2 separate regions of the Mus musculus genome follow, and region 2 is linked to region 1. Evidence: chromatin contacts called from ENCODE Hi-C or POLR2A ChIA-PET data. All regions are on one chromosome and are shown on one strand. Each heading gives the region's core, a stretch centred on a gene start or an enhancer-like site at or near the end of the contact. The rest is flanking DNA. Distances are from core to core; before and after follow the strand shown.

The links. Hi-C counts contacts between places; a loop is a spot of excess contacts on that map. ChIA-PET counts read pairs that join two places held with the same protein, here RNA polymerase II (POLR2A).
Region 2: POLR2A ChIA-PET joins it to region 1 with 22 read pairs in embryonic stem cell. The contact joins the promoter of Tigd3 here to the promoter of Neat1 in region 1. A Hi-C loop is called at or near these places in 3 of 37 maps with a recorded cell type or tissue (T-helper 17 cell, gastrocnemius and v-Abl transformed pro-B cells). POLR2A ChIA-PET finds 5 or more read pairs at or near these places in 4 of 5 experiments (Patski and embryonic stem cell).

The regions. Positions count from the first base shown.
Region 1 is chr19:5,842,397-5,849,532 of GRCm38, forward strand. Neat1 (nuclear paraspeckle assembly transcript 1 (non-protein coding)) reads right to left here and starts at 3,082. Exons shown (of 1, transcript NR_131212.1): 1 at 1-3,082.
Region 2 is chr19:5,890,512-5,897,074 of GRCm38, forward strand. Tigd3 (tigger transposable element derived 3) reads right to left here and starts at 3,617. Exons shown (of 2, transcript NM_001362045.1): 1 at 3,459-3,617; 2 at 627-2,606. The coding sequence starts at 2,589. The coding sequence ends at 1,177. Dpf2 (D4, zinc and double PHD fingers family 2) reads right to left here. Exons shown (of 11, transcript NM_011262.5): 11 at 6,005-6,563.

The DNA.
Region 1 (7,136 bases), core at 1,832-4,331:
GACCAACCTGCAGTTACAGCTTTCTTCACATTTCCCCATTCCACACAGCTGTTCCAATGAGCGATCTTGCCCTGGTCACACCACTTTTAAGCACACTCACAAAACAACCACATATACAGGGTTTTCACAAATATGCAAATAAACAGGGTTTTCAGAACCAATTTTTACAAAGTGTTATCTAGTAAGATGACCCAGGGCCCAGTCTCTTTTATTTCCCAAACTGCTTTGACTGACAGTTTAACAGCTTCCCCTCTGCTCAGGGATGGTTTTTAAGCACCATTCAAGCCAAACCCACAATGGATGTATTCAGTGGCAAAGCACTCATGAGGTTTCTACAAGCATCACAATGATCTCATAGCAAGCGCAAGACCCTGTCCCCTTGTCACAATGACTGATTTGAAAGGTTAAATAAGCAAACCCTGTTGTCTTCTGGCCAATTCCAGAAATTCAAGATGTGTTTTGAAGGCATGGCTCACACATTAAATTCCTGTATGTGTTGTATAAGGCATGACTCCCATATGAAATTCCTTTAGATAGCAGCATTGGAATTCTTAATCACACAGTATGACAGAATTTCAATAGAGACCCAGAAGAGTCTGCCAACCTCCCCATACTATGGTTTCAGAGCCCACAACGGGAGGCGTTTACAAGCCCCTCCCCAGCTTCACTTCTTGGCAATCAGCTTCCCCCCACCAGGCTCCACCCCTGTGGCCTGCCTAGGTCAGGGTAGTGACAACCATCTATTGAGCAACTAAGAAAAGCTTTTCAATGTCACCCTTCCCCATTCAACAGTGAAGCAAAACAATTTTGCTCTTCCCCTTGTAGGATTTTGGTATTTTCCAAGCAACTGCATCTCAAAGTAGTGCCACCTGCAGGGATTTACCATCAGCCTTTAGATTTTCATGTGAACTATTTAGTTCCCAAACTGTTATTCCCATCAACCCACGGTTCCAGGCACAATCCTCACCCGCACCCCGACTCCTTCAACCCACCAATGCCAAGCTGAGCCCTGCTTTCTCCCACAAGTCCCATATCTGGTGCCAAAAGTATTATTCCCAAGCTTGATCCATAACTCAGGTTTCACCTTGGAAGGCCATTGTTTCAGGACACTGTCATCTGAGCAGGGCTGTGAACCCAGGCCAGCCTGGTATACACAGCCAGGCCCTAAGTCATAAAAGCTAATGAACAAAAGGGGCCAGAACCACTGTTGCCACTCAACCACCCAGTATCAAATCCACACCCTGGGAGAGACCATTCCCAGGGACCACTTCGGGCCCACGGATCCCTTTTAGTCCAGAAGACGTCCCAAAGCCCAAATTAGATACGGCATCTACCAAGTCGGCAGAATTTGTGGCTAACTTGCGCCTTCCCACTGTTAAACCACAAACCCTACCCATTTTACAACCAGCTCCATCTAAGGAAGATTCCTCCACACCAGTCATTTACAACCCAACAGCTTTCCCCAACACCCACAAGTTTTCAGTTAAGAATCCCTCTGACCAATGCAGAGGCAGGCAGGCTGCAGAAGCAGGGAAGGTGGGCGAGGTCACTGGGGTCCCGATCTACAGTGCAGCACGCTGCGCAGACGTTAAAGTGTCCTACACCTTACGCAATCTTCTCGAGGCCAAGTTCGCAGCACAGAACTACAAAGGCTGGATGGAGGCTTGTTTAGAAGATGCAGCAGTCGAACGCCTCTACCCCCATGAAAAAGGGTGCCTGCTGCCATTCATGCATCCGCAAAGAATGATGCTCCCAGAACAAGACATTCATCTGGAACATTCACAGCCGACGGCCCCTCCGGCTGGAAGCACCTGCCCACCCCCTACAAGCTGACTTCAACGATGGCCTCCTGAGCACAGGGCTTCCTGAGAAAGGCCTGGACCCAGGGCAGGGACGCGCTTCCTAAGCCTCTGGAATTCACTGTGTAGGCGTCAACCGAGGCCGCTGTCTCCTCCAGGGTGAGCCCTCCTGCACTGCTACGACTCACACTGGCAGGGGCTCCATATCTCCTGGTGCCATCTGCTTGCCATGGTGAACACTATAGTGATAAACCACGTCCATGAAGCATTTGGGTGACCGGAAACATGGCTGTGAGCCCACCCCAGGGTCCACACTCACGTCCCGCCCTCTGTGAATCAACACCATCCCTCCCCGCCCAGTCAGGGTGTCCTCCACCTTTACCAAAATGCCGTGCCCAAGACTCCAGCACCGACTCTACATCCTCCACAGGCTTACCGGACGACCCAGGGGCAAGGTTTTAAGTGACCCCTTAACCTCAGAGTGAGGGGCAAGAGTAGGGAAGAGTGAGACCACAGAAGAGGAAGCACGGAACCTAGGCAAAGTCCAGAGAGGGCACTGCTATCTGAAAAATAAAGTTGTGATTAATGTGGCCCCAAGACTTGCGCCTTCAATCTCCATGGTCCCCGCCTGGCAGACCTGACAGTAAAAACAACTTGTCTCTGCAGCCTCCTCCGGCCTCCCCTCGCACCCCGAAGTGGGTGCAGACAGGCCACACCCAAATTACATACCACCCTGGGCCAGAGCTGTCCGCCCAGCGAAGCTAAGTCCACCTTCCATAAGACCAGGCCTCATCCCCAGGTGGGTTCACAACCCCTTATCTGGAAAAAAAGGGGTCTGCTGGTTTTGTCAAGATCAAAGGCGACCTCCACTACGCACCTAGTCCTGCCCCACTGCCTGTCCTCTATGATTTCCGGGGCCTTCAAGGGCCCCCAGTCCACCCGTCTCCATCAACTGCTGCTCTGCCACTCAAGTTAGGACACTGCCCCCATGTAGGCCTGTGAAACTTGTGCCCTCCTGGACGTCAAGTGCCAGCAGACAGCAGGGATAGCCTGGTCTTGAAAGCTGCTGGTTCTTTGTGGATTGTTAAAGGCGCTTTGGAAGCTGCCTTCCACACGTCCACTGTCCCAAAATCTAGTCTCCTTTATACTTAGCCCCGCTTCTCCTCGCACCCCCATCCTAGTGGCTGCCTCTAATTCTGCCACCTCTCTCATCTGAGCCCTGAACTGGCCACTGCCTCCCCACCACTAGCCCCAAGAGCGAGCCCTCCTTGTCACTAACTCCTACAGGTGGAGGTTACAACTTTTGCTTTTATACTCTTGTGTCGCGTCACCCAAACACTGCTAAACGGAACGATTCCTCCACGGGCACTTAAAAAAAAGTTCCTCCCCGACCTAGCCACAGAGCCAAAGGAGCCCACGAGGGGCGGGTCATGGCCTCCGTCAACCGCCACTCCCTCAGATTGCTCAATGATCCTTTTCTGCTCCTAGCGGTGCGTCACAGGATGAAGGGCATATCCAAAGATGATATTTGGGCGGTGAACACCACCGGGGATAAGTAAGTCCCCTTTGCTGCTGAAGGGTAGGGTCAGCTGTTGGGGAAGAGGGTCACACCGAATGTCAGCGCTGAAGGAAAAGTACACGGGTCGCCTCAGGTCACCACGCCCCGACGAGGTCCGAAAGTAGGGCCGGCAGAAAGCCTGGAAAATTCCACTCGGTGGCGGAGGGATCTCTGCGGTGGCGCGTCAGGCGGTAGGGGTGGGGGGGTTGGGGCGGGACCGGGCGCGTGACTTCTCGGGCGTTGCCGCCGCCTGCTCGCAGGGTGACGTCAGTGCGGGCAGCAGCAGGGTGGGGGTGGGGAAGAACTATCCCAGCAGCTTGGGTGGAATGCTTAATTGCGTCTAAGGTTAATTAAATTGCGGGAAAGGTGGTTGCAAGCTATGATAAAGCAAGACTTTTGTATGGTACACATGCATATAGAATGAATGTGTGTATGTAATGTTTATGGTTGAAGAGCGCCCAGTACAGTTAAGTGATTTTAGAAAACATTTTTGCTTTTGGGTGTGGTATAGTGAGAAAAAATATTTTTAAGCTGCATTTCTCTGCGACAGTGTATGGTGGAGTTCAAGGCGTGGGTTTAATGACCACTGGGGGAGCCAGGCTGGCTGTCTACTTGGGGTGGGGTCCAGCACAGGTCCAAAAGCAAACGTTGTCCACAAACAAGGGCTTAGTGAGGGTTTTGAAAAGGGGAATTGTCACCGCCCATGTCAGTGAGGAGCTCGGACAGTCTGACAACCCCCCACCCCCACCCCACCCCGCCATGAAGCATCTACTCAGCTCTTCTGCCACCTGCCTCCACATCCCCCCCCCCCCATACTCCCCAAAATAAAAAAGCTGGTTCAAGCACGCAGAATGAAAAAGGCAGCTGGCAGAATTAACTGCCCGGAAGTCTCCTCCCAGGCTCGACACCCACTCTACAAACAAAACCACCCAGTGACAACAGGCTCCCTTAGCAACCCGGAGGAGGGAAGGAGGGGGTTGTTTTCCGGCCTCTAGCATATGGAATCTGCAAGCAAGGCCCGGCCTAGACTGCACCCTCCCGTTCCCGGAAAACTGGTGACTCTCTCTCTCATGTGACCAGCACAGAGGGTGATTATGTGGCAAGTGCTGGCTTGCTCACCGGTTCTTATGCCACGTAGATTCCTGCGCCTCACCCTTCTCCAAGGGCTAACCTAATCAGCCTTTTATTTATCTTTCTTTCTTTTTAATTCCAGAAAGGGTCTCATTTTGTCTCATACTGGCCTGTACTTCTTGGCTCATCCTCCTGCCTCAACCTTTTTAGTGCTGGGATTACATTACCACTATGTCCGCCTGGCATCAGTTCCAAGTGTCGGTGGTGGGTGGCGGTGACTGCCTGCAAGAACAGGGAGTTGCTTGTTAAAATGTTCTAGAATGCCAGGAGGCGGCTATGAAAGCAGGAGGGAGGGAGGGGCTCCCTGTGGCGGGCCTAGCCTGTGGAGTCAGTCTTTTCTGACTTTGAGGTGCTTAGGCAATTGTTCAACCACCTTCAATTTCCCTTCATATTATTCTTCAGTCCCAGGAACAGCTTTTGAGACTTTTTTTTTTTTGAATTAGTAGGAACAGGGTTAATTGGTAACACACCAAGCCTAGGGCTGTGTAAAGCTAGGTCGCCTGGTCACGCACAGATGAAGCATTTGTGTGCTCACAAGTCTGCAGCAGCCCAGGGACTGTCTCCAGTTCTCAAGGGCAAGATGGCAGTGTCAGAGGCTCCTGGCCTTCAAGGACAGTTTTCTTTGGAAACAATGTATTTGAGGGGAGAGGTGAGGAGGCCTTAGGGCCGAGGCTGTGCCCACCCTTCGCTGGTGGACATACCCAGAGTTTCTTCCTTCACACAGAGGACCTCCATCCCACTGAAGGACTAGGGCAGAGCAGCAACTCCCCCAATCAAAAAAGCTGTTCCAGGAGATTGTGGTAAACAGGTCTGTGGGTGGGGCTGAGGGGTGACAGCCAGAGGAGCCTGCCTGGTTTCTAAGGCATGCCCCTTCCCAGCTATGGGATTCTGGGATGGAGGGCAAAGAGCAAAATGGGGTTCTCTTTGTGATGTCCGATTAAAGGGGGAGCACGCTCCAATTTCTTTCTCAGGGACCTGGCAGCCCCCCACTGGCCTCATCTTCTTTGGAAGTCAGCTCAGCCCTGTTGTTTCCAGACCCAGGCAGACTCAGAATTTCCTACAAAATCTCTTGGAATAGAGAGAAGGGACGAAGTGCCCTAAAGGCAGGGCCATGCCAGTATTGCTACCACAAGAGAATATTCTGGAACTCCAGCCCCCATCCTCCATGGATCCAGTTTCTAGGCTGTAGTGTTTTTAGGTTCCCTTGTGCTTCTCCTGGTGCCAGAGGCCCCTCTGCCCGGGCTCCTTCACACTGAGCCCTGAGACATGCGGGTCAGGAAACTGCACAGTCACTGCGCATTGGCAGGAAGCCTTCCCATCCGCACTCACTGCCCTGGCAGGAGCTGGAACCGATAAAGAAGCCCTGCCCCAAATTTGCCAGGCTCTTCTGGTGGGAAGGGGCCCATCTCTCACCCTTCCCCCACTGTTGCAAAAATCTGGAAGTGAACTCTTTTTATGAAAACAGATCTCACCCAGTGGCTCCCTGTCTCCCTACAATCATAAGCTCTTGTAGGCCAGGGCTGCAAAGTCACCTCTCAAGGGAGCTCTAGCAATAAGTCAGTCTGTCCCATCCCTCCCCCAACTTGATTTGTGGGGGCAGGGTTTCTGTCTAGTGTGTCCTAGATCTCTGAGCCCACAGCTCTGGCAAGACGTGGGCACCAGCGTGGATGACTTCAGCTTATATTTTCTAAAGGTCACTCTGAATCCTGCGGGCTCTTGGTAAATATTTGTGGACTGACTCAAACAAGGAGCTCAGCTCTGCTGCAGTGCATGTGAGCCCGAGGACTGGGGTGGTGGCGGCGGCGGCGGGTCGGAGGGTGCTCTGAGGACCAGATGTAAGCAGAAGGGATTTGAGGGGGTGTCCTCAGACAGCAGGAGGGTGCTCAGGTGTGGACCCCTGCCTTTCCTGGGCATTAGGTGGGCTCTGTGTGCTTCTTGTCTCAGAAGCCTTTGGCTGGTGTCCTGGGCGTGTGAAGAACTTCAGCCAGACTTCAGGCCGTGACTTGCAGAATGCAACAGAGATGGTATCAGCCCCCATCCAAAGCTCCCAGGGCTGTGTTTCTGATTTATCCCCGTACTTTGCTGAGCACTTAGCCTGGCCCTGGCCCTAGGGTCTTGGATTCCCGGCTTCTTTGTCCCTCCCCTTCCCGGACCTTTCCCTGAGCTCACCTTTCTGACACCATTTCCTCTTTTCTCAGCCCCCAGTTCTCTGTGCCCAGAGGTGCTCTGGCAGGAGGTAGGAACTGTAGCCCAGCAGACAGGCTTCGTTTACCCTGGGGGTTCAGTAACCTCCATGACCCCTCTGGTGCTTGCTCACAAACGGCCCTGCTTCCTATAGTCCTTGAATTGCATGTCCTTTCCCAGCCTCCCCCCTAGGAACCAGTTCCTGTAGGGCCATCTGCTGGTGTCGTATTTCCCTTCCCCCTCCTCTGGGACCAGCACACAGGTCACTCTTCAATGAGAACATCCTCAGGCTAGGACCTGCTTGCCACCACAGGGACCCCAGCTTGCTCCACACGGGCTCACTAGGCTGTCCTTGAGCCTTCTACAACCTGGCTTTGGTCTGAGTGCCATCCTTGAGCAATCACAGAGGTTGGCCCGGCTTCTGCCAGCTGCACAGTGGGTGGCGTGACACCCCCTTGCTGATC
Region 2 (6,563 bases), core at 2,367-4,866, 49 kb after region 1:
CTGCTGCTGGCCACTACACCACACAGTCTGATGCTGAAGTGGTAAGAACTGCAAAGGTCTGAGTCGCCCTGAGACCTTTCTTCAAGTTTTCTTCTTGTAAGCACGGTCCGTGTATGAAGGGTTCTTCCTGATAGAAAGACTTCACCCTTCTCTCATGTAAGCCATGCTTTGAGGAGGCGGGGGGGGGGGGGGGAAACTCAGTAGGCATAGCACTAGCTCAGTATGCTCAAAGCCCTGGGTTAAGTTTAATACAGAGGGCTGGTGAGATGGCTCAGTGGGTAAGAGCACCCAGCTGCTCTTCCAAAGGTCCGGAGTTCAAATCCCAGCAACCACATGGTGGCTCACAACCATCTGTAACAAGATCTGACGCCCTCTTCTGGAGTGTCTGAAGACAGCTACAGTGTACTTACATATAATAAATAAATAAATCTTAAAAAAAAAAGTTTAATACAGAGTATCACATAAACCCCCATAATCCTGGCCCTAGAGGGGAAGGCAAGCAGACGTGCAAAATCATCTTCAGTCATAGGGCAAGTTCAAGGTCAACCCAGGCTATACAAGATTACATTCCAGAAAGAAAGAAAGGAAGGAAGGAAGGAAGGAAGGAAGAAAGGTCCTCCACATCCTGACTTTGTGGCTAAAAACTTTATTTCCTGAAGCAGAATTGGTTTTGACACAAAAATTCAAGGAATGGGGCCACTGTTAGGAAGTCTGTCCATGCTGTGCGATGGTGGTGCACACCTTTAATCCCAGCACTTGGGAGGCAGAGGCAGGCGGGTTTCTGAGTTCAAGGCCAGCCTGGTCTACAAAGTGAGTTCCAGGAAAGCCAGGGCTACACAGAGAAACCCTGTCTCAAAGAAAAAAAAAAAACAAAAAACAAAAAAAGGAAGTCGGTCCACCTTTCTAGGTTCTACCCTATTTAGACTAACTCTCCACAAAGCTCTAGAAGTTTCTCCAGGGCCTAGAAGCTACACAGCCCAGCTTTCCACTCTTGAGGCCCCATCCGTAGAAACTCTAGGCCTGAACAACTTTTACTCTGACCTTAGACTTTGTGTTCCAACTTCCTTCCCTTCTACACCCTCCACATACTATTTCCACAGGAAAGAGCCAGTCTGTCTCTGGAGAGGCGTTTCCATGGGAAACAGGAGAGGGAGACTAATAGGCAGCTATGCCTCCTCACAGACAGCAGAGCTGCTCCACCTCCACCTCACAGTCATAGAATTTCTCAAAGAGTTCTGGAGAGGCACTGTTGCATTCAAGCCACCTCCTCAGGGTGCACAGTGCCTGCAGGGCATCGGCTTTGGTGGGCAGGGGCTCAAAGCCATCTTCTTCCCTCCCACTGTCTTCAGTACCCGTCTCCTCTTTGCACACTCTAGGCCCTGGGTCCTCATCCTCCAGGTCCACAAAGTGAGAAAACTCCTCTTGGCTCAGCCCACTAGGGACTGGTGACATCTCAGTGTCTTTGTCCAGGGACAGTGGTGTTTTGCCCGGAGCGAGCCCTTCTTGAACAAAGCTGCTCAAAATGAGCTGGCGAGGTACCTTGGCCCAAGCTGCGGCCACCATGTGCAGAGCATCCAAAACTGTGATGCTAGCCCTGGCCTCCGCCAGGGAGGTGCCCTCTTTCCCACTCTGCATGGCAGCCAGTTTGCTCAGTAGACGGTGACGGTAATGGGCCTTAAAGGCCAAAATCACAGAGCCAGGCAGGGAAGGAGTGGTGCTGGAGGCAGAGAGAGGCAGGAGTCGAACGTGATGGAGTCCAGGAAGGCTGGCCCATTCCTCTACCACTCCAGAAGCCAGTAGCAAGGCTACCTGTCGGCCCTGCTGTCCCATGTCCTGGTCAAACTGTGCCAGCCACTCTGACCAGGGAATGGCTAGGTCAGGGTGATAAGAGGTAGGCAGTGCCTCACTGCTCACCCCAAAGAAGCATCTTGGGGCCGCCTGGAGCCCACCCACAAATACCCTTCGCTTTTCTGTGCCTCTGCTGTTGGCACATAACAGTACTTGCAACCGATCACATTCAAACACTCTGCCAGGCACCGCGCGATACAACAAGGGTACTTCAGCACAGCCAAAAACATCTTCTGGTGAGAAGTCTTTAAGAGAAAGAGGTGGCTGGGCCTGAGATGGGAGAACTGCAGGAGGAGCTTCAGGAGGGAACAGAGGGACAAGGACCTGGCGAGTCCCAAAGCCCACATTGTTTCGACGTTTCCAGCGGACCAGCCAGCCAATGCTAGGCACGAAATCCTGGCCCATGATATCGGCCAGTTCCTTGGCCTTGTGGAGCAACATGGGCCCCGTTACATCCCAGGCCTTGGCTCGGGCAATGTGGTACCAGCACAGTAGAGCCTCATCGATCCCACTGTATTTGGATTCACGCTTCCGCTTCCGCTCGTGGTTGGCTGTGCCACTGCACCAGTCTGCCAACAGCTTCTCCTTATTCTTGCAGATCCGTGAGATCTGGGGCTGTGAGACCTGGAAGCGCCGGGCCACCTCTGACTGGGACATCTTAGACTCATCCAAGAGTTCCAGCACCTGGATCTTCTCAGCCAGGGACAGGGCGTGAAGCTTCTTCTTGGTGTTCAGCTCCATGACTCCCTGGGAAGCTGCTGGGGGAAGAAAAGTAGGAGAGCGTGCCAATGGCTGAGAGCAAGAAGAACAGAAGAGGTCGGGACCCCTGAAGCCAGAGCAATTCTCTGGAATGCAGAAAGCTGGAGGAGACCAGGCCAGCTGAAAGAGACATGAGATGGCCAGGCTGTGGGAGGAGAGGGCTAGACCCAGAAGAGAGCTGGCAGAGTCGAGTGTTTCTGGTCCGAAGTGGAGAGAATTCTGGGCTGGGGTTTGGTATTGATGGGGTGGAAGGATGAATAGAGGCTAAAGCACAGCTGTAAAGACAACCAGGAGACAGCTGCAGGGACAACAAAGGAGCAAAAACAAGGAGAGGCCTGGGGCTGAGGCTGAGCGGGGCAGGTGTAGGGGACATTCAGGGTGCCAGGGAGGAGTCCCCTGAGAGGAGATGAGGAGGAGGAGGACCTAGGTTGAATTTTGATGGCTGAAGGCAGGTGGTAGACTGAACGGACAGAGTCGAGATGAACAGGTGAGATGGTACAGATGACAAAGCCAGATGGATGGTGTCTGAAGGCGCTAGTACAATTCGGCGCTGGCAAGGCGGGGTGGTAAAGCTACCCAACGGTTCAACCAGGAGAGTGAAGATGCCAAGACGACAAAGGGAGACAGGGTGAGGAGGATGAGGGCAAAAGGGAAGAAGTGTCCTCTGCCCAGTGATAGCCTGGAGTGATATCAGAGAGAAGGGAGCACCGGCCAGGAAGCAGGCGGCTCGAGCGCTGGGCTCTGCGCCCTGGTTCGCTGAGTTGACCCCTCGTCAGTCGGCTGGACGGACACAGGCGTCGACCCCAGCCCGCCCGCCCACCCGGCTACAGGGCCTCCCGCTCCGCACCCACCTCCAGGCGCCGTCCCGCGCCTCCAGTCCCTGCCCCAGCCAGGTTCCTGGGCCTCAGCAGAACCAGAGAGTGACGGGCGCCGCGACCCGAGGACAGAGCGCGCCGAGAGGCTGCTCTGGAGCGGGCGCGCGCAGAGCGCGCACAGCCCTCACCCGGGTCTCTCAAGGCTGGGAAAACCTCGTCGCGGCCCCTCCGCAGCCCCGCCCTAACAAACTGATTAGCCATCAGCGGCAACTTGTCCCGCCTCCAGTTACATCTGATTGGATGCTGTGGAAGTGGCGGTTTGTCAGCCCTCCGGAGGAGGAGCTTCCTGAGTGGAGGGGTCTGGCGGGAAGAACCGGCCTTAGTGCCTATCACTTGTCGACCAGCCGGCGTGCCTTGACAGCCACCCAGGTGATTTCGACCCCATCCCTACGTGGTACCTAACTGGGATACCGGCCCTCCAGGATTTGTTTTGGAAACAAGATGAAAGGAGAAAATGAATGAATGTAAGCTTTTAGTCACAAAAGAGTTACCATGGACAGCGCTGGCCTCTGGTCTTGCCAACGGCCTACAAAATACACCGGTGGCAAGAAAGGACATTTTTTTTTTTAACCAGTTTTGGTGGGTCACGGCAAGATCTAAATTCCTGTTAGTCACTTCCCTCCTTTGTAACTAGGTGTAGATAACTTAGCCCTCCCTGCCCCTAAACAGCCAGGACCCCACTTTTTCATAGGTTTTGAGCCTATCCATTTACCACTGGATGCTGTCAGTCTCTCCAAGTGTCGTCTCCTGCGAACCAAATATTTTCTCTTAAATCTATTTTAGTGGTCTCATCTGCACATTTCTTTTTTGGCCCTCAAGACTACTCAGTTGCTAAGGATTAGTGCCTGACTCCCTGTACTCCTGGCCTACATAGCAGAACAGGCAGTGCATAGTCCAGACAACTCTGTGCAGTAGCAGGCCAGGGCTCAGCTTTCTCTGGCAACAGTGACCTCAGGGTGCTCTAGGAAAATCTGAGCACACTTCAGTCGATATATAAGTATTTAGCTAGAGAGGTTTGGGAGGGGTTCCCTTCCTTGTTGAGGCAGGGCTTTGCTGTGTAGCATACTCCCAGTTGGATGTTAAGCTTCCTGCAGATTCTGTCTCTGACTTCCATGTCCCTCTAAGAGTGCTGGAATAAGGGCTGGTGAGATGGCTCAGCGGGTAAGAGCACCCGACTGCTCTTCTGAAGGTCCTGAGTACAAGTCCCAGCAACCACATGGTGGCTCACAACCATCCTTAAGGAGATCTGACTGGTGTGTCTGAAGATAGCTGCAGTGTACTTACATATAATAAATAAATTTAAAAAAAAGAGTGCTGGAATAACACACATCATCCAGCTCCTTATCTGGGATGCAGGGACAAAATTCAGGTGGTCAGGTTCACAGTCAAAGTGCTTGTCTTGGACAGGGGTACGATGCCAATAAATAAATGAATGGGGAAAAAAGAGAGAAGAGAAGAGAAGAGAAGAGAAGAGAAGAGAAGAGAAGAGAAGAGAAGGGAAAAGTGCTTTAACTAGCTGAGCCATCTCCCAGTTGTTTAGAATCTCAAAGTGGGGCTGGTGACATAGTTTAGCAGTTTAAACAGGAGACCAGAGTTCAGGAGCTGAAGAGATGGTGAAGAGCACTGTCTGCTCTTCTAAAGGTCTTGGATTGTATTCCCAGCCCCTCAAAACCACCTTTAACTCCAGCTCCAGGCTATCTTGGATACTTGGTACACAGACTTATATGCAGGCAAAATATTTCTTCAAAACAAAACAAAACCCACAAAGACCAATGTTCAGTGACTCAAAACTGCTTGTAATTTCAGCTCTAGGGGATCTGATACCCTCTCATCCTGCCTCTGCACTAACATGCATATACTCAAATACTTTTTCTTAAAACAGGGTTTTCTGAGGCTGGAGCTATGGCTCAGCAGTTAAGAACACTGACTGCTCTTCCAGAGGTTCTGAGTTCAATTCCCAGCAACCACATGGTGGCCTACAAACATCTGAAATGGAACCCAATGCCCTCTTCTGGTATGTCTGAAGACAGCTACTGTTTACTCATATAAATAAAATTTTAAAAATAACCGGGCGTGGTGGCCCACACCTTTAATCCCAGCACTTGGGAGGCAGAGGCAGGAGGATTTCTGAGTTTGAGGCCAGCTTGGTCTACAGAGTGAGTTCCAGGAGAGCCAGGGCTACAACAGAGAAACCCTGTCTCGAAACAAACAAACAAACAAACAAACAAACAGATCTAAAAAAAAAAAAGTCTCCATATTTAGCCTGGCTGTCCTGGAACTTGCTCTGTACACCAGCCTAGCCTTGACTCCTGAGTGCTAGGTCTAAAGGCCTGTGCCTCCATGGCCAAGCTCATGTTTTTAAGATGTTAATATTTGGGCTGGAGAGATGGCTTAGAGGTAAAGAGCACTGGGTGCTCTTCCAGAGGTCCTAGCAACCATACTGGTTCACAACCATCCATAGATGTAATCTAATGCCATCTTCTGGCATGCAGGTGTACATGCAGACAGAGCACTCATACATAAAATAAATAAATCTTTAAAAGAAAAAAGTTAAAATGTTAATACATACCAAGTGAGCTATACAAGATCCACTATATAACATCCAAGTACTAATCTGGCTGGATATAAACTCACTCACGGTCTGCACATGACACCCTGCACTGTGGACAATTCTGGCTTTGCAACTCTGCTTTGGCTTAGCAATCCGACAGGCAATGAAAAGGTTCATCAGATGACAGGATCTGAGGTTACTCTCCTCTCGGCTTCTTTTGTTCTACGATGACACTGGTAGGTTTGTAGATGGATGAAGATGAGTGGGCAGGTGGGTGTTTGCAGGAGCACAGTTGACCTCCCCAGCTCCTGGAGCTGGAGCTACAGGTGGTTGTGAGCCACCGGATTTGAGTGCTGGGAACCAAACTTGGCCCTCTGCAAGAACAACGAGCATCCTCTCCTCTGCTGCGCTCTCTCTCCAGGCTTAACTCATAACTCCTTGGAGTTTAAAGCACAAACAAGCTTCTGGGTTCACTTTAACCAGGAGACACTGCAGTGCCATAGATCTGCCGCACCTCCGCCTACATATTC